Regions from separate parts of the Homo sapiens genome. Here region 2 is linked to region 1. The links are chromatin loops, found by intact Hi-C in ENCODE. Cell type or tissue: natural killer cell. All regions are shown on one strand. Each heading gives the region's core, and the rest is flanking DNA. Links, peaks and the distances in the headings are about the cores only. Region 1 has its middle 48 kb from the start of HPGDS. Region 2 has its middle 37 kb from the start of ATOH1.

What was found. A loop is a pair of places that touch in the nucleus more often than their neighbours do. Peaks named below come from ENCODE experiments on the same cell type or tissue, not always from the same donor. Only the 100,000 strongest peaks of a DNase experiment are listed, where the experiment ranks them.
Region 2: a loop joins it to region 1, with 7 times the contacts of the local background. A loop is called at or near these places in 23 of 110 quality-filtered maps.

The regions. Positions count from the first base shown.
Region 1 is chr4:94,384,431-94,396,341 of GRCh38, reverse strand. No RefSeq gene overlaps it. Among named protein-coding and RNA genes, the nearest start is that of HPGDS, 48 kb to the right of the region's middle. RefSeq lists an enhancer at 11,242-11,743. In natural killer cell, for the core only: no CTCF peak of the experiment used is centred there; a DNase peak (open chromatin) is centred at 5,321.
Region 2 is chr4:93,787,821-93,795,820 of GRCh38, reverse strand. It overlaps a transcript of GRID2 not described here. Among named protein-coding and RNA genes, the nearest start is that of ATOH1, 37 kb to the left of the region's middle. RefSeq lists a silencer at 4,052-4,111. In natural killer cell, for the core only: CTCF peaks have their summits at 3,893 and 4,098; no DNase peak of the experiment used is centred there.

The sequences.
Region 1 (11,911 bases), core at 2,104-10,103:
GATGGGGTTTCACCGTGTTGGCCAGGCTGGTCTCGAAGTCCTGACTTCAAGTGATCCACCCGCCTGAGCATCCGGAAGTGCTGGGATTACAGGTGTGAGACGCCACGCCCAGCCTAATCTTTCTACTTTCTTATATCATGTTCATTTTATTCTACCTAGAACTCACCAAGTGGAGTCTGTATTATCTTTTTGTAATTTTGTTATATTGTTCCAAAATTTCTCCTGCTTTTTCTCTTGGAATAGGCTTTCTACAAAAGGTTTAAATTTTGAAGAAGAAACCAAGCTGTTGACTTTGATGAGATATGTACAGATATGAGTTAGAAAAATATTCTATTACTTCCATTTAGATAAAATGTTTTAAATCAATACTAACTCATGGAAATGTAAACCTTTGTTTTGAAAATAAAAAGAAGACTCATGATTTTTATTTTGTGAGCAAGCTTCCAAAAGAGAAATATAATTCAGTTTCTTGAAAAAAATAAATCTACTTAAAGGCATAATTCCCAGAAAACACCTGCATCTTCTCTGATTCCAAGAATATGACTGATTAGACATGAACAATTCTCTGCAAAAGCCATGAGTAATTGTGTTCATTTGCCAATACCACGCTAGATGACTGGGACAAGTTACCAGAGCTGCAGAACAAAGAGCAAGGGTTCAAACCAGGATAGAGTATCTTCTAATAATGCTTAACTTTGAGGAACAAGAGGCTCTTCATCAAAGAACATGATGCCTCAAACATGAGGAAACTTTATTTCTGTGCCTTCCTTCCAAAATATTACATGTAATATTGGGTATGCTAGGTAAGATTACAGCAAGATGTCAGCTCCATCTTTTGTCATAGAAAACATTGTGGCTTGAATAATTTTATGAGTGATTTTACTTCACATGGCAGAGAAACACAAATTAAGCTTTATATTTTTATGTTCTATAGGAGTAAACTAAATTTCATCAGTCATCCAGCTACTTTGAAAGTTATTGTGAAACAGAAAAATGTGAATGCCATTTTGTTGAAACACTATTACATATATAAGTGTGCATGTTTCTATGTTTATGTATGTAAATATACATATATATAGTATGACAAATCATTGAGCTATGCAACTAATAAAAATATCTGAAAGATTCTGAAAATAGACTATAATATATCCAAAGTTTTAATTATATGCCTCGTGTTTTCCAAGTAATATGGAAAAACTAAACTTCAATAGCTGTTTTTATAGTTCCTTCTCTCCAACTGAAACCAAAATCAGAAATGAAAAATTGTAGATTTTAAATGATGCTAAATACTATTGTAAGTCCAAAATCTTTACTATTTTAATACAGAAAACTTTGTTCAAAGCATGAATCCAAATACTATTTTGGAAAAATGATTATTTTATTTATCAATTGTTTTTCAAAATACAATCACCATTTAATATATTTTCCTGACTAAATCTTAGTTAAAATATAGATAATATTTGGATATTTAGACATCTTAAGGGAATTTTTAAAAACCTAAGTTTAAGAATAAAGTTTATTTTTACTTTATGTTTGTATTTTTCCATAGGTTATTGGGGTACAGGCGGTATTTGGTTACATGAGTAAATTCTTTAGTGGTGATTTGTGAGATTTTGGTGCACCCATCACCCCAGCAGTATACACTCCACCCTATTTGTAGTCTCTTATCCCTTGCCCCACTCCCATCCTTCCCCACAAGTCCCCAAAGTCCACTGTATCATTCTTATACCTTTGCATCCTCGTAGCTTAGCTCCCACACATCAATAAGAACATATGGTGTTTAGTTTTCCATTCCTGAGTTTCTTCACTTCGAATAGTTTGAAATCAGGTAGTGTGATGCCTCCAGACTTGTTCTTTTTGCTTAGTCTTGCTTTGGCTATGCGGTCTCTTTTTTGGTTCCATATGAATTTTAGAATTGTTTTTTTCTACTTCTGTGAAGAATGATGGTGCTTTTTTGATGGGAATTGCATCAGATTTGTAGATTGCTTTTGGCAGTATGGTCACTCTTACAATATTGATTCTACCCGAAAAGAGTTATTTTCCTATCGAAATCCTTGGCATCTTTATCAAAAATCAATTGACCGCTTTCTTCACTTTCAAAATTGTCTTGGATTTTCTAGATATTTTGCTTTTTCATATAGATTTTAGAATCACCTTGTACATTTCTCCAAAACAGCCTGTTGAGATTTTGACTGAAAATGTTGGAACTATAGATCAATCTGGAGATGACACTTCCTAGTTTTAAATTGCAACACATTTTTAAAGATTCAAATTTTATAAGAAACTTTTCAACTTATTGTATTGATTTCACTCTCCCTCATCCCCCCCACCATTATTTTATTTGTTTTTTTTCTTTCTTTCTCAAAGCTAAATAATTATTTTGATTGAAAAACTAAAATCCACTTGCCTGCAACTGGGAAGAGCCAGTCTAAAGGCTTGAACCTCAAAAACAAGGTATTGCTTTTATCTAGTGACAGAAACGTGACTTGTATTCATAAATTCTCATATAATGGTCACAAAATATAGGTTAAGTTTTTGTGTTATGGCATTTTATTGTCAGGATATTTTGAACATCTTAACTACACGAGAATCTCATTTAATGAGGGCCCATGAGAGACATTTTTATTATCAGTGCTAAGAAAAGTTGTACTTCTGCTAAGCAACCAGAATATTTTAATTTCAATGGATACTGAATATTAAATTCATCATATTTCCTTCCAGGCAATCAAAAAATTTGTGGTTTAATTCCAGCATTTGTGTAAGAACTTATGATTTCCAGTATATCCACTTCACACTTGCCTTCGTCTTACTATCCTATTTGTCTTGCCCTGATTTTATTTTTCTATTTATTTTATATTTTATTGTATGTACTTATTTTTGAAACAGTTATTTTTAATGATATTGTATGTGTATACATACACACATTATGTATATATGCAACACATGTATACACATATATAAATTCCATTGCATCATTACTAATCTTTGAGATAATAATTATGCCCATTTTTTAGTACAAACTAACTAGTTTTTAGAGAGAATACATTCTTATTTTACCAATCAACATTATTATTTCAGTAACTAAATATTTATTTATTTATTTGAGACAGGGTTTTGTTCTGTTGCCCAGGCTGGAGCTCAGTGGTGCGATCTCGGCTCACTGCAACCTCTGCCTCCCGGGTTCAAGTGATTCTCCTGCCTCAGCCTCCTGAGTAGCTGGGATTACAGGTACCTGCCACTACACCTGGCTTATTTTTGTGTTATTATTTTTTATTATTTTATTTTTTTTCGAGATGGAGTCTCGCTGTGTCACCCAGGCTGGAGTGCAGTGGCGTGATCTTGGCTCACTGCAAGCTCTGCTTTCCGGGTTCACGCCATTCTCCTGCCTCAGCCTCCCGAGTAGCTAGGACTACAGGCGCCCGCCACCATGCCCGGCTAATTTTTTTATATTTTTAGTAAAGATGGGGTTTCATCGTGTTAGCCAGGATGGTCTCGATCTCCTGACCTCATGATCCGCCTGCCTCGGCCTCCCAGAGTGCTGGGATTACAGGCATGAGCCACCGCACCTCGCCCTATTTTTGTAATTTTAGTAGAGATGGGGTGCCATTTTGACCGGGCTGATCTTGAACTCCTGACCTCAAGTGACCTGCCCACCTTGGCCTCCCAAAGTGCTGGGATTACAGGCGTGAGCTGTCACACCTGGCATCAGTAACTGAGTATTTAATACAAGTAACCTCAACTTAGTTCTTCAATTTGAATAGATCCTTTAGGAAAGAGGAAGACTATTCGACTAAGACTAATAAACTAAGTATATTATTGAAGCTAAATTATTTGTCCTCCATTCTATCTCCACTTCCCACCTCCCCAGCTGTAGAGCCCTGGAACTGCTCCTTCATCATCAGCACAAACTCCGGTCTCCAAGGAGCCCCTTCACTTGCCTTACTGCAGGGCTGGTGCTCTCCAGCAGCCCAGTGGAGTGGTGGATGTGATTCTTTCAAACGTCAGAGACTTTGCTATCTAGATGCAAGATTAGAAAACTTTCTGCTCCTCATTTCATCTTTCAGAACATGACCCACCCAATCTCTTGTGAAAAGGAATCCTATTTCTTAAGGCTTATACCATTTTACCTCTATAACCTGCTAATTTTCTTTGTCATTGCTATCATTTGATTACTTTCCTTTGATCATCAAAAACTTTGCACTTGATTCAGAGTCTTTCCCCTGCTCTAATTCCTGCCATCATTGTGGGTGGTTTCAATACCCATAGTATCTTTTCGATGCTCTGATTTCTCATTTTCTTACCAAACTCATCTTTTACGGCCTTTTCTACACTCAGTTATCTCTTCCCCTGGTCTGGATCTTTTAATGAAATTCTGGATCTTTTAATGAAAAAGAACAAAATTATCAATATTCCAAATAAATGGCTTAGACATTGAGCACTCTTACCATAATGTCTCATTTTTCTGGATTGATTCTTTAACTACTCCTACCTTGATGATCCTTCAGTGAAGGTCCAGTCCCCATTTCTATATCCTCTCCCTATGTTTAATTATCTTCCTATTCAGTTTATAGTTCATGGCCCATAATTCTAAGAACAATTTTGTCAGTGCCATAAACTGTCTTATCTCTCCTGTTTAGCAAAAACTAATGCAGTGTGACCTCCACTCTTTCATTTTTGTATATCTTAACCTGGATAACAGACCAATTTTGGAGAAAAATCACAAAGTAGGGCATATCCATTCAATAATACTGGAAATTTGCTATCGTCAACTTCAACTGGACTTTCAACATGGCCCTAAAATCCTAGTGTGTTTCCCTAAGCAAGTTGCTTTCTTACTTGCTGGACTGTTTTACATTTTCTGTGCTCTACTTTATGCCTTAGACTCTTATCCCATTTTCCCTTTTAGCCCAGATAAAATCAAAATCAACTTCCCACTACCTCACCATCTTCCGCTTATCTCTTCCCATTCTTGTCTGGTGCATCGGTGGAGAATCCCCTTCTCTTGTCTTCACCTGTTTTCCACCTTTGCCCAGGAATTCTCCTATTCTTGCCTTTAAAGAACCTTAGATAATGGATTCTCCCTCCTCTCCACTGTCTCTTCAACTTCTTTGCTTTTAATGAGGTTTTCTCATCAACATTTTAATTTGATCTTTGAGAAAGCTCAGCTTAAAAAAAATCCTTCTCCAACTACATGGTACATTTTAACATTTTTAGTATCATTAACAGTCAAAATCTATAAGCCATTTTGAGGTGCAGCCTCATCAATGCTACTTTTCCTGTGCACCTGAACCCAATTGCATGCTACAATATATTCAAAGTTAACCTCCTCTTGCCAGCAGGTGGCTCTGTGTCAAAAAGGGAAAAGGAAACAAAATAAAAATACAAATTGTGAGATCTACAATCTAAGATTTGGACCCAGGTCCTGGTCCCTACTACTCATTTTTTTTATACTTTAATGGTTACTACAGGAAAGCTACTTACTATCCAGAGAAGAAGAGATATCCATGAAGAAACAAATTAATAAAAAACTAAAGCAGTTATTTCAAGGAGATTTCAAATGAACTTCAGATCTATATGTATTTTGTTTTTTTTAAATTAACATAGCCAAAAAGATAAGAGGAGGAAAAATGGTAAGTACATTTAAAATGACTACACACATATCTCATTTTAGTGATCTTTGCTTTATTGATCTTCATAGATATTGCGTTTTTTACAAACTGAAGGTTTGTGGCAACCCTGTGTCAAGCAAGTCTATTGGCACTAGTTTTCCAACAGCATGTGCTCACTCCATGCCTCTGTGTAATTCTTGCAATATTTCTAAATTATTATTACATCTGTTATGGTGATCTGTGATCAGTGATCTCTAATGTTACTACTGGAATTGTTTAGGGGTGCCATGAACTGTGCCCTTATAAGATAGTGAACTTAATCAATAAATGTGTGTGTTCTGACTGCTCTACCAACCAGCCTTTTCCCTGCTTCTCTCGCTCTCCTTGGGCCTCCCTGTTCTCTGAGACACAACAGTATTAAAGTTAGACCAATTAATAGCAATGGCCTCTAAGTGTTCAGCTGAAAGGAAGAGTCACATGCCTTTTACTTTATTTTTAAATTTATTTTTATAGAGCCAGAGTCTTGCTCTATTGCCCAGACTGGAGTGCAGTGGTACAGTCATGGCTCACTGTAACCTCGAAATCCTGAGTTCAAGCAATCCTCCTACCTCAGGCTCCTAAGTAGCCAGGACTACAGGCTTGCACTATCACCCTTGGCTAATTTTTAAACTTTTTGTAGACATGGGGTTTCACTTTGTTGCCCAGGCTGATCTCAAACTTCTTGTCTCAAATGATTCTCCTGCCTCAGCCTTCCAAAATGCCGGGATTACAGGCATGAATCACCACACCCAGCAGTGACCCTCACTTCAAGTTAAAGGCTAGAAATAAGCTTAGTGAGGTAGGTATGTCAAAAGGCTGAAAGCCAGGCCTCTTGTGCCAAACAGCCAAGTTGTGAATGCAAAGGAAAAGTTCTTGAAAGAAACTAAAAGTGCTACCCCAGTAAACAGGTGAATGATACGAAAGTGAAGCAGTCTTATTGCTGATAGAGAAAAAGTTCGAGTGGTCTGGATAGAAGATCAAAGCAGCTAGAACATTCCCTTAAGCCAAAGCCTCATGCAGAGCAAGACCCTATCTCTCTTCAATTCTATGAAGGCTGAAAGAGGAGAATACCGCAGAAGAAGAGTTGGAAGCTAGCAAAAGTTGGTTCATGAGGTTTAAGGAAAGAAGTTGTCTCCATAATATAAAAGTACAAAGTAAAACAGCAAGTGCTGATGGAGAAGCTGCAGTAAGTTGTCCACAAGACCTAGCTAAGACAAAGAATGAAAGTGGCTAAACAACAGATTTTCAATGTGGACAAAACAGTTACATTGGAAGAAGATGCCATCTAGGACTTTCCTAGCTAAAGAGAAGTCAGTGCCTGGCTTTCAAACTTCAAAGGACAGGCTGACTCTCTTGTTAGGGGCTAATGCAGCTTGTGACTTTATGTCAAAACCAACGTTCATTTATCATTCTGAAAATCCTAGAGCTGTTAGTGTTAGGCCTCTGAGCCCAAGCCAAGCCATCGCATCCCCAGTGACTTGCACCTATATGCCCAGATGGCCTGAAGTAACTGAAGAATCACAAAAGAAGTGAAAATGGTCTGTTCCTGCCTTAACTGATGACATTGTCTTGTGAAATTCCTTCTCCTGGCTCATCCTGGCTCAAAAACTCTGCTACTGAGCACCTTGCGATCCCCACTCTTGCCTGCCAGAGAACAAATCCCCTTTGACTGTAATTTTCGTTTACCCAAATCCTATAAAACGGCCCCACCCTTATCTCCCTTCATTGACTCTCTTTTTGGACTCAGCCCACCTGCACCCAGGTGAAATAAACAGCCTTGTTGCTCACACAAAGCCTGCTTTGTCTCTTCACACAGACACGCATGAAATTTGGTGCCGTGACTTGGATTGGGGGTCCTCCCTTGGGAGATCAATCCCCTGTCCTCCTGCTCTTTGCTCCGTGAGAAAGATCCACTTAGGACCTCAGGTACTCAGACCCACCAGCCCAAGGAACATCTCAACAATTTTAAATCGGGTAAGCAGCCTCTCTTTACTCTCTTCTCCAACCTCTCTCACTATCCCTCAACCACTTTCTCCTTTCAATCTTGGCACTACCCTTCAATCTCTCCCTTCTCTTAATTTCAATTCCTTTTATTTTCTGGTAGAGACAAAGGAGACACGTTTTATCCGTGGACCCAAAACTTCGGCGCCAGTCATGGACTCGGGAAGGCAGCCTTCCCTTGGTGTTTAATCATTGCAGGGATGCCTCTCTGATTATTCACCCATGTTTCAGAGGTGTCTGACCACGTAGGGATGCCTGCCTTGGTCCTTCACTCTTAGCTAGCGGCAAGTCCTGCTTTTCTGGGGGAGGGACAAGAACCCTGACCCCTTCTCTCCCTGTCTCTACCCCTTCTCTGCTTTTCTGGGGGACAAGAACCCACTGATCCCTTATTTCCGCACCCTGACCCCTTATCTCTGTGCCCCGATCCCTTATTTCCATGCCCTGATCCCTTATCTCTGTGCCCCAATCCCTTATTTCCATGCCCCAACCCCTTATCTCTGCACCCCGATCCCTTATTTCCACACCCCAACCTCTTATCTCTGCACCCTGATCCCTTATTTCCATGCCCCAACCTCTTATCTCTGTGCCCCGATCCCTTATTTCCATGTCCTGACCTCTTATCTCTGTGCACCAACCCCTTATTTCCACACCCCAACCCCTTCACCACTTTTCTGGGGGGCAAGAACCCCCAAGCCCTTCTCTCCATGTCTCTACTCTCTCTTTTCTCTGGGCTTGCCTCCTTCACTACGGGTAAGCTTCTGCCCTCCATTCTCCCTCCATTCTCCCTTCTTCTCCCTTAGCCTGTGTTCTTAAAAACCTAAAACCTCTTCAACTCACACCTGACCTAAAACCTAAATGCCTTATTTTCTTCTGCAATGCTGCTTGACCCCAATACAAACTCCACAGTGGTTCCAAATAGCCAGAAAGCAGCACTTTCAATTTTTCCATCCTACAAGATCTAAATAATTCTTGTCGTAAAATGGGCAAACGGTCTAAGGTGCCTGACATCCAGGCATTCTTTTACACATCAGTCCCTCCCTAGTCTCTGTTCCCAGTGCAACTCATCCCTAATCTTCCTTCTTTCCCTCTCGCCTGTCCCCTCAGTCACAACCCCAAGCGTCACTGAGTCTTTCTAATCTTCCTTTTCTACAGACCCATCTGACCTCTCCCCTCCTCGCCAGGCCAAGCTAGGTCCCAATTCTTCCTCAGCCTCTGCTCCTCCACCCTATAATCCTTTTATCACCTCCCCTCCTCACACCTGGTCCGGCTTACAGTTTCATTCCATGAGTAGCCCTCCCTCACCTGCCCAGCAATTTCCTCTTAAAAAGGTGGCTGCAGCTAAAGGCATAGTCAAGGTTAATGCTCCTTTTTCCTTATCCCAAATCGGAGAGCATTTAGGCTCTTTTTAATCAAATATAAAAACCCAGCCCAGTTCATGGCTCGTTTGGCAGCAACACTGACATGCTGTACAGCCCTAGACCCTAAAAGGTCAAAAAGCCGTCTTATTCTCAATATACATTTTATTACCCAATCTGCTCCCAACATTAAATAAAACTCCAAAAATTAAATTCCAGCCCTCAAACCCCACAACAGGACTTAATTAACCTCGCCTTCAAGGTGTACAATAATAGAAAAAAGTTGCAATTCCTTGCCTCCGCTATGAGACAAACCCCATCCACATCTCCAGCACACAAGAACTTCCAAATGCCGGAACTGTAGCAGCCAGGCGTTCCTCCAGAACCTCCTCCCACAGGAGCTTGCTACAAGTGCTGGAAATCTGGCCACCGGGTCAAGGAATGCCTGCAGCCCAGGATTCCTCCTAAGCCATGTCCCATCTGTGCGGGACCCCACTGAAGATCGGACTGTTCAACTCACCTGGCAGCCACTCCCAGAGCCCCTGGAACTCTGGCCCAAGGCTCTCTGACTGACTCCTTCCCAGATCTTCTCGGCTTAGTGGCTGAAGACTGACACTGCCTGATCACCTCGGAAGACCCCTAGACCATCATGGATGCCAAGCTTTAGGTAACTTTCATAGTGGAAGGTAAGTCCGTCCCCTTCTTAATCAATATAGAGGCTACCCACTCCACATTACCTTCTTTTCAAGGGCCTGTTTCCCTTGCCTCCATAACTGTTGTGGGTATTGACGGCCAGGCTTCTAAACCTCTTAAAACTCCCCAACTCTGGTGCCAACTTACACAATACTCTTTTAAGCACTCCTTTTAGTTATCCCCACCTGCCCAGTTCCCTTATTAGGCTGAGACACTTTAACTAAATTATCTGCTACCCTGACTATTCCTGGGCTACAGCCACACCTCATTGCCACCTTTTCTCCCAGTTCAAAGCCTCCTTCACATCCTCCCCTTTTATCTCCCCACTTAACCCACAAGTATGAGACATCTCTACTCCTTCCCTGGCAACCAATCACATGCCCATTACCATCCCATTAAAACCTAATCACCCTTACCCCGCTCAACGCCAATATCCCATCCCACAACATGCTTTAAAAGGATTAAAGCCTGTTATCACTCGCCTGCTACAGCATGGGCTTCTAAAACCTATAAACTCTCCTTACCATTCCCCCATTTTACCTGTCCTAAAACCAGACAAGACTTACAGGTTAGTTCAGGATCTGCGCCTTATCAACCAAATTGTTTTGCCTATCCACCCCGTGGTGCCAAACCCATATACTCTCCTATCCTCAATACCTCCTTCTACAACCCATTATTCTGTTCTAGATCTCAAACATGCTTTCTTTACTATTCCTTTGCACCCTTCATCCCAGCCTCCCTTGGCTTTCACTTAGACCGACCCTGTCACCCATCAGGCTCAGCAAATTACCTGGGCTGTACTGCCACAAGGCTTCACAGACAGCCCCCTTTACTTCAGTCAAGCCCAAATTTCATCCTCATCTGTTACCTATCTTGGCATAATTCTCATAAAAACACACCTGCTGTCCCTGCTGATTGTGTCCAACTAATCTCCCAAACCTCAATCCCTTACAAAACAACAACTCCTTTCCTTCTAGGCATGGTTAGTGCGGTCAGAATTCTTACACAAGAGCTGGGACCGCACCCTGTAGCCCTTCTGTCCAAACAACTTGACCTTACTGTTTTAGCCTAGCCCTCATGTCTGCATGCAGCAGCTGCCGCTGCTTTCATACTTTTAGAGGCCCTAAAAATCACAAACTATGCTCAACTCACTCTCTACATTTCTCATAACTTCCAAAATCTATTTTCTTCCTCATACCTGACACATATACTTTCTGCTCCCCGTCTCCTTCAGCTATACTCACTCTTTGTTGAGTCTCCCACAATTACCATTTTTCCCAGCACGGACTTCAATCCGGCCTCCCACATTATTCTGGATACCACACTTGACCCTTATGACTGTATCTCTCTGATCCACCTGACATTCACCCCATTTCCCCATATTTCCTTCTTTCCTGTTCCTCACCCTGATCACATTTAGTTTATTGATGGCAGTTCCACCAGACCTGATCGCCACTCACCAGCGAAGGCAGGCTATGCTACAGCATCTTCCACATCTATCATTGAGGCTACCACTCTGCCCCACTCCACTACCTCTCAGCAAGCCGAATTAGTTGCCTTAACTCAAGCCCTCACTCTTGCAAAAGGACTACACGTCAATATTTATACTGACTCTAAATATGCCTTTTATATTCTGCACCACCAAGCTATTATATAGGCTGAAAGAGATTCCCTCACCACGCAAGGGTCCTCCATCATTAATGCCTCTTTAATAAAAACTCTGCTCATGGCCGCTTTACTTCCAAAGAAAGCTAGAGTCATTCACTACAAAGGCCATCAAAAGGCGTCAGATCCCATTGCTCTAGGCAACGCTTATGCTGATAAGGTGGCTAGACAAGCAGCTAGCTTTCCAACTTCTGTCCCTCACGGCCAGTTTTTCTCCTTCACACGAGTCACTCCCACCTACTCCCCCGCTGAAACTTCCATCTATCAATCTCTTCCCACACAAGGCAAATGGTTCTTAGACCAAGGAAAATATCTCCTTCCAGCCTCACATGCCCATTCTATTCTGTCGTCATTTCATAACCTCTTCCATGTAGGTTATGAGCCGCTAGCCCGTCTCTTAGAACCTCTCATTTCCTTTCCATCCTGGAAATCTATCCTCAAGGAAATCACTTCTCAGTGTTCCATCTGCTATTCTACTACCCCTCAGGGATTATTCAGGCCTCCTCCCTTTCCTACACATCAAGCTCGGGGATTTGCCCCTGCCCAGGA
Region 2 (8,000 bases), core at 1-8,000, 600 kb after region 1:
AACAATCTACCTTTGGTTTTCACATGAACCACTGCTGATAATATAATTGCATTTAAGACCTGTAGCATTATACACATATTCCTGTGTAAATAACGTTGGGATTAATCCCGTAATTTGGGATTAATAACATTTACAGAAGTTAGGAAGAATCCTATACTTGCTCACCTGTTTACAAGAGTGGTAATAAAATAATCTATTAAAGAAATACAATAATTTTAACTAAAAAATTATACCAAGCAATAAAGGTAAATTTGAAATGTTGTATTTCAATAAATTTATTTATACTTATTTTAAAAAGTACCAAGCTTAAGTTTAAATTGAAGGACCATGTTCTTTAGCAAAATATACACTACTGCCTTTCTGTTTATTGATTCTTTCTCTTGTAATTTTTCACTTAATGGAAATCTGTCATTAAGGTGGAAATTAAGTAAAGGTATATGATTCCTTTTTAAAATAATATATAACATATATATAATACACACTTACATAGTCTTTTTCTTCATGATGCTTCTATAAGTCTTTTTGCCTTATTGTGATTTCCGAAAGTATTTTCCTTTAAAGATTTCTGTTGGTTTTGAATTTTTTCTACCTGTTATAGTCACACTACTATATACTATAGTAATAATGTATTATGAAAAGAAATTATTTTTGTGCTACTGTTCAAAATATTATATCTGAGATTAAATATATCATAACTATGATTCTGCTCATTGTATCTCTTAGTTTTTTGTCTTTATGCTAAAATATCTTCTTATGTGAAAAAGTAGGTTATTGATATTTTAAACTCAATGTGAAACTTAGTCATCAATTTTGATTTACCAGACCATTACAGTTTGTTTTCTAAAGTAAATAAGGTTACAGTAATAAGTACTTCATGGGAGCACTTAAAGATGATACATTGGGGAATGTAAAAATTATTAGCTCTTCTCATCTGCCTCTCACAATCTTTTCATCCTGAAGCTTTCTCCTGAGTCTTCCATTCATGAAGAATATCCTAGTAGAACAACAGATGCAAGGAATTGTGAGGAGAGAAGGGGAGTGGGGAGAAAAATGGAAGAAGAAACTGGTTAAGCACAGTTTATTTCTGAGGGGAATAATGTTCCTTAATTTAAGCTGCATTATGCAAAACAAAACAAAAATTATCTGCAAGTTGGCAAACCCTGCCAAAGTGCAACAGAAGTGAGAAACTGAGTTAGCAGGCATCAGATTTGAGAAAGGCTCGCCGAGACGCTTTGAAGAAAGCAAGCTGCACGACCCCCATCCTCGGGCATAAATAAACTCCAAACAGACTCATTGGCCATGAAGGATGAGATGTGGAGGTGCCGTGGCGCCTGGGTCTCTGCCTCTCCACGGCTCCTTTCCCTAAGTCGTTCTGGTGGGTTTTTGTGTCCCAAAGTTGTCCCTATGCAAACAACAGGTTGAATATTGTAGGTGTGGGTTATTAAAGTGTCCCTGGGACAATGGCAGTCTGTGTCCCATTTGTAACGCTTGGATTAATCTTTGGAAAGTGCACACAAAATGTGACATGATGTTGGCTTCAAACATTATTCAGTCTGCATAGCAGCAAATCCTGCCCTGTCTCCCTGGAAATAAAACTCCACAGACGTATCACTGCCATCTAAAAGGAACCTATCATTTATGCTCAAGATTAGGGACACCCTGATAGAATTGTTAGGAGTTTGATTTTATAGTTTGAAGAAGCACTCACAATGGAAACAAATTATACTCTAACATCTCATTCACAGATTCCCTAAAGAAAGTCAGTAATCAGGTAAATCATATTCTTTTTTTTTTTCTGCAGATGGGAGAAATAAGAAAGGCTTTATCTTTTTAAGACAATTCCACATTAGTTTAGGATTATAACCCAGAACTGACCCCTGAAAAGAGGGAAGATTCTTGGCATTTCACCCTTTTTAATCTCATTTTTCCTTTTTGATTTTAAAGGTTCTGGAGGAGCACTAAGATGTGAAAACTGGATGAGAAAAACATGCCAAGAAGAGAGAGCGTTCATCATATTTTCTGTTTGCATACGTCCTTGGTGCTTCTGAAGCTTTGAGGCTTAGCTTCCCCTCATTGTACACAGGAAAATTCTTCTTGACTTATGTGTGTTGTTCACAAAAGTACTAAGTAGCATCATGGAATTTGAGAAGGTGTTTTCTCAAATCATTTGTTTTTGAGTGTATCTCAATATTACAATTTCAGAAGACAATTAGAACTAGGATAATAGAAATATAGAGAGAATGCATGTTAAATTACAGACAAGCATCAATGATGGTTGAAATTCCCATAGAACCAAGTTGGAAAATATGATCTGTCGTTTAAGACCAATTCCACACATAGGAGGAATTGGAAGTTGCCTAACAAAACAGATTTAGGCACAAAAGTCAGGGCATTGTTCTAGAACAATGGTCTTTAAAGTGTGCTATAGATCAATGTTTCTACGTTCATTATCAGAATCTAATTACTCTGAGTGTGATGTTTTTCTTTAATCTCTTAGGGAAGGAGGGCATCTTCAAAGCCTGCTAGGTGTGGCTTCTTTTAAATTCTGTAGTATAGACATTTTCTTACACAGCTTTTGTATGTGGATCCATCGAAACACCAAAAATAAACTGAATGCTTAGTCCTTGGTCTGAAACAGTCATCCATTTTTCTAATTTCTTGCCTTTTAATAAGTAAATTTTATGAATTTTAAGTTATACATTTATATTTCAAATACTGCTTTAATTTGTTTGGCATAGTGGGATCGAGCATAAGGTTTTATTTAGAAAACAATACAGTTTCCATTGAAAAATAGGTTAAAAAGATACTTATAAAGGACTATGGCTAAACTGCATGTACATTGTTTCACAGTTTAACTAGAAGAGGTGGGAAAAATCTGTGGAACCTGACGTCCTACCTGGAGCAGTGGATGTGGCAGTGGGTAAAGGAATAGGTGGGACCTCCAGCTGGCACTCACAAACCACCATGAATCGTCCTCTCCTCCCCTCCATCATCAATCAGAACAACCCGGGTGAGACTGAGGTTTCACCATGGATCACAAATGCCCTTGTTGTATAGACTCTAAAATTGCACATGGCCTCTTTCTGATGTGTTCTCTTTCTTGGACTTCATTTTTCACCTGCCATATGTCTATTTGGACCTGATGTTCCAATAGTTGCATTGATTTGTGTTATCCTGACATTCACTTTATTCAGAATTAAAAGTGGGGTGAAAGGGGTGTGGTAGGGTTCCCAGCATGATTTTTGTTCTGGGTCAGCCAAAGGTGAAGGAGAAGCAAAACTGAGTTAGGCCAATGCAAAATTGGCCTAATGTAGGTGAGGAAGAAAATGGTCAATTCATAATTTTGCATTGGCCTAACTCAGTTTTCAGTTTTCATTTTGCGGGTGTAGGTCAGGTAAAACCCAGCCTTCCAAGAAGAAAGTGGCTTAGTGAGATGAACAGAGCACATAAGAGAGGGCTAGGTGTGGGGGAGAATTAAAGGTACAGATGTGTATGTTGCCAAACTAGCCTCATAGCACCACTTTCAGTAGGAACAGGCATTCTCACCAAAATTGGTGAAAGGGTTAGAGAGGGAAGTGGGATTAGAATTGAGTTAACTTTTGCTGACAAAAGTCTTTGTTTTCTGATGATTTGGGCAGCAGGTTGGGGCTTGGAGGTGTCATAAGACTTTATTTAGAAATTATGAATATATGAAAATAATATGGACAAAATATTTCCATTTCTTTTCATTTTTATTTTTATGAACTAAGAAAACAACAGACACAAAATACCACCATCTACACTCAACCCTTTTGAAAGTACACTGTAAATCATCTATATTTACAAGTTTCAGATACATTCTTTTACAAATAGTAAACATTAAAACAACCTAAAGGGCTTAAATGATGGGCTTATTCATCGTTAAAGGGAAGAATAAAGTCTATTTAAAATACTTTATTTTTCAAAAGAGGGCTGAGACTTTTCACACAATGCTGTTTGCTCACAGAAAACAGAATTTAAAGCTAAACTCTCAACAAATGATACCACAGCGCCACCATCTGGCTCTACAAAAGACAGCAGGGAGTCAGTCTGTACTAGAGGAGGAGGCCCGTGTTTTCTTTCCTGGTGAGCATTTGGAGAAACAAGAAGGGGACTCTCAGTGTGACTCTGTAATTGTCACCACTTTGGCTAACATTCAGGGTGCAAGGAACTGCCTCTATTTCTTTTTCTGTTTCTATTTTAATTTGAAAAACAAACACATTTTTAGTGGATAAAACCTTTAAAAATGAAAATCTCCTTAAAGTTAGTCTTTCCTTTTTTTTTGGACAACAAATATAAAGACCGTTTTTAGTCTGAAGAGTTTGTAATTTTAGTGGTGGTTTGGTAGAGCTTCTCTAAATAGACCTGCCTTACTAATTTTCAACTTGCCTTGGATATGACCTTTTTATAATGTTGCTGAAGTTTCCTTAAGTTCTTAAAGTTCTAGACATATTTAAGATCAAAACATATTCCAATACATAATCAGAACAATTTTGGCCCTGACACGAGGTGGTGCATATTTAAAAGTCTGCTTTTAAATGCAGTGGAATACAATGTATACTTCCAAAATCTGAATGTCTTAAAGGTTTTTTTTTATTTTATATTGCAGGTTTACAAGATTGCACAAAATTGCTAAATAACAGGGTGACTAACACATATGTTTTCATTTGTACATCTCTCTAAGAAAGATCTTTTAGAACTGGATTGGAAGGTAAAATGTTAGCTTTTATTGTATTTTACACTCTTGCAGCATCAATCTTTAATTACCACTTGCATTATATTAAACAGAAATTTGTACAGAATAATAACGGTAGAACACTATTTTGAGCCTACTGTGAACAAAGAACTGTGCTAAGTGTTTTACGTCTATTAAAGCATTAAATCCTTTCAGATATGATGAGAAACGTTCTATTATTACTTCTGTTTTGTGGGAGAGGAAAATGAAACACAGAGACGTTCAGTAACTTGCCTAGGGTAGCACAGCTGACAAATGGCAGATGTGAACCCTGGCTTTTAGACTCTAATTTCTTTGGGCTGCCACTAACTTTGTTCTCTCAGGATCTTCTAAAAACATTTAACATTGTATGTTCTTTCATATTATTATGTTTTCTCTTTTTACATGAACATGTTTGTCAAAAGATTAGTTTTTAAAAATGTTATTTTAAATATTTCAATAATTTTATAGTTAAGATCATGCCACTGCACTGCAGCCTGGCGACAGAGCAAGACTCTGTCTCACAAAAAAAAAAAAATTATAGTTAAATAACATTTTTTGAGGGCTAACCTAAAGAAGCAACCATTAGGTATACCTTTTCCCTTCCTTTGGAATAATGCATTATGTGTTTAAAATAAATGACTTGGAAGTGAACTTCTGGAAATGAACTTTTTGTAAGTCCAAGACTGCTTTTATTTTACGCTATTTTCTATTTTAGATTCTAAGTAATCATTGTAGATATATTGAATTAGTCATGCTCATTTTATTGTAACGTGTCCTAAAAAGTTATTAAGAAAAATGTTTATATTTTGGCTATGTACAGAGAAACTCTTCAGTTTTTTTATTGCATCTGTTAGAATGCTTGGAATTTTCTGAAATTCTCTCTAGGGCAGTGGTCCCCAGGCTTTTTGGCACCAGGGACAGGTTTTGTGGAAGACAATTTTTCCTCCACGGATGGGCACGGGGTAGGGGTGGGGTGGGGGTGACAGATGGGGTGGGAGGAGGTGAAGTGGGGGGAGGGGGATGGTTTTGGGATGAAACTGTTCCACCTCAGATCATCAGACATGAGATTCTCCTAAGGAGTGCCCAACCTAGATCCCTCACATGTGCAGTTCACAATAGGGTCACACTCCTATGAGAATCTAATGCTGATCTGACAAAAGGCGGAGCTCAGGCAGTGCTCACTTACCCCCATTCACTTCTTGCTGTGCAGCCCAGTTCCTAACAGGCCATGGATTGGTACTGGCCCATGGCCCGGGGATTGGGGACTCCTGCTCTAGAGGTTCATATATTTCTTAAATTTATACTCTATCAATTTTAGGGAGTATGTGAATATTTAAATCTTATGTAACAACTAGCCTCCGAAACTACTCATAAACTGATCTTGAATTTTCTTTCAAAATTGAAAAATGTTTGATATGTCCCATATTATTCTGATGAGAATAGAAAAATATGAGGCCATTTGGAAGTTTTACTGTAAGTTGGGTCAAATGCTTTATGGGGAATAAAAAGGAAAAGTGTGGCACCAAAAATATTAGAAGAATGTACTTTTTTGTGCTGTATGCTGGATTGGAAAATTGATTTTGACCAAGATTATGCTGGAGTCACTGGCTAAGTTACCATTTGGCATATTAGGTAATAACAAGTATTCTATGAATTGAAGTTGTCACTGGGACATTAACAATTGCTTTACTTAAACAAAAACACCTAATTAGTAACTGATGTGGAGCTCAGACATTGTCTTCAATATTTCTAAGTATTTTTAGACAAGATATGACATTTATAACAGTTCTACTTATTTCTATTCCTTTTAAATTTCACAATTGCTAATTTAGGTGCAATTCAAATGTTTAATATAGCAATTAAAATAATTTATATGGCTATCTGATGAAAATGTGAATTATAAAACACATAATATCACTGTGTTTAGGTCATTTATCTAAGCTTTTGTATTTGTTGACTCTGATTTTCACCAGTATTACTATTATTCATGTGTTTTAGCTATCACTTTGCAGCTGGGATGGATATGAAGAAAAGAGAGATTGTGAGGAGAAAAGAGATTATTTCTCTGTTCCTTAAAGACACAGATACAGGATAATAAAAAAATGATTTGTTGTTCCATTGTGTTGTCAAGGAGTAGTTTGCTTCAGGACTCCTCAAGAGGTAGGACTGTTTCTATGCAGAGCCACCACAAGAGGGCTTAAATGTGATCATTTTTCAACAGAAGAACCAACAGAAAACAAAAGTTGGTTTTCTGCTGTGTATGTGGTACACTTCATGTAGGTGCAGTGATATTGATGAAGTGCTGCAATAAAGATATTCCTTATGGAAATATTTTTTGACAGGTTAAGTTGTGATAGTTATTCTACCGCATAGGAGACCCTTAGATTAATTACCCTTGAACGTCCTTTAGATCATATAATTTGGTTACTCAACATTATATTGCCCATTGAATAACTTCCCATCTTGTTAACCTGAGATTTTTGTTATCTTTTTTCTTCCAGTTTTGTTAAGGTGTAATTTACAAAAATTGCATTACACATATGCATATGGTATACAATGTCATGTTTATATATATATATGTACATATGTGTGTGTATATATATACTCACATTGTGAAATTATTAGATTAAGCTAATTAAGATATTCATACTTATCTTTTTTGTATGTATGTGTTGAGAACTGAAACTCTTATTATCTGCTTATCCTGAGACTCCAATTCTCAATGTTTTGCCAAAACCTAGGCTTTACGTTTTCTTTTCTTTTTTTTTTGAGCGGAGTCTCGCTCTGTCACCCTGGCTGGAGTGCAATGGTGTGATCTCGGCTCACTGCAACCTCCGCCTCCCGGGTTCAAGCTATTCTCCTGTCTCAGCCTCCCGAGTAGCTGGGATTACAGGTGCCTGCCACCATGCCTGGCTAATATTTTGTATTTTTAGTAGAGACGGGGTTTCGCCATGTTGAGCAGGCTGGTCTTGAACTCCTGACCTCAGGTGATCCACCCGCCTCGGCCTCCTAAAGTGCTGGGATTACAGACGTGAGCCACCGCGCCCAGCCTTAGGCGTTACATTGTCAATGTCTTGCTTAGTATGTCCACCTGGATATTTTACCTTCATCTCAATTATGATGTTTCCAAAGTCAAATACCATTTTTCACTCCACATACAAAATATTTTCCCTGAGTCTATTCGTCCAGACATCCTACCTTGAATCTCTGTTATGATGTCAGAGTCTTCTTTTCCTTTCTATAGCTAAGCCAGTAATTAGTAAAT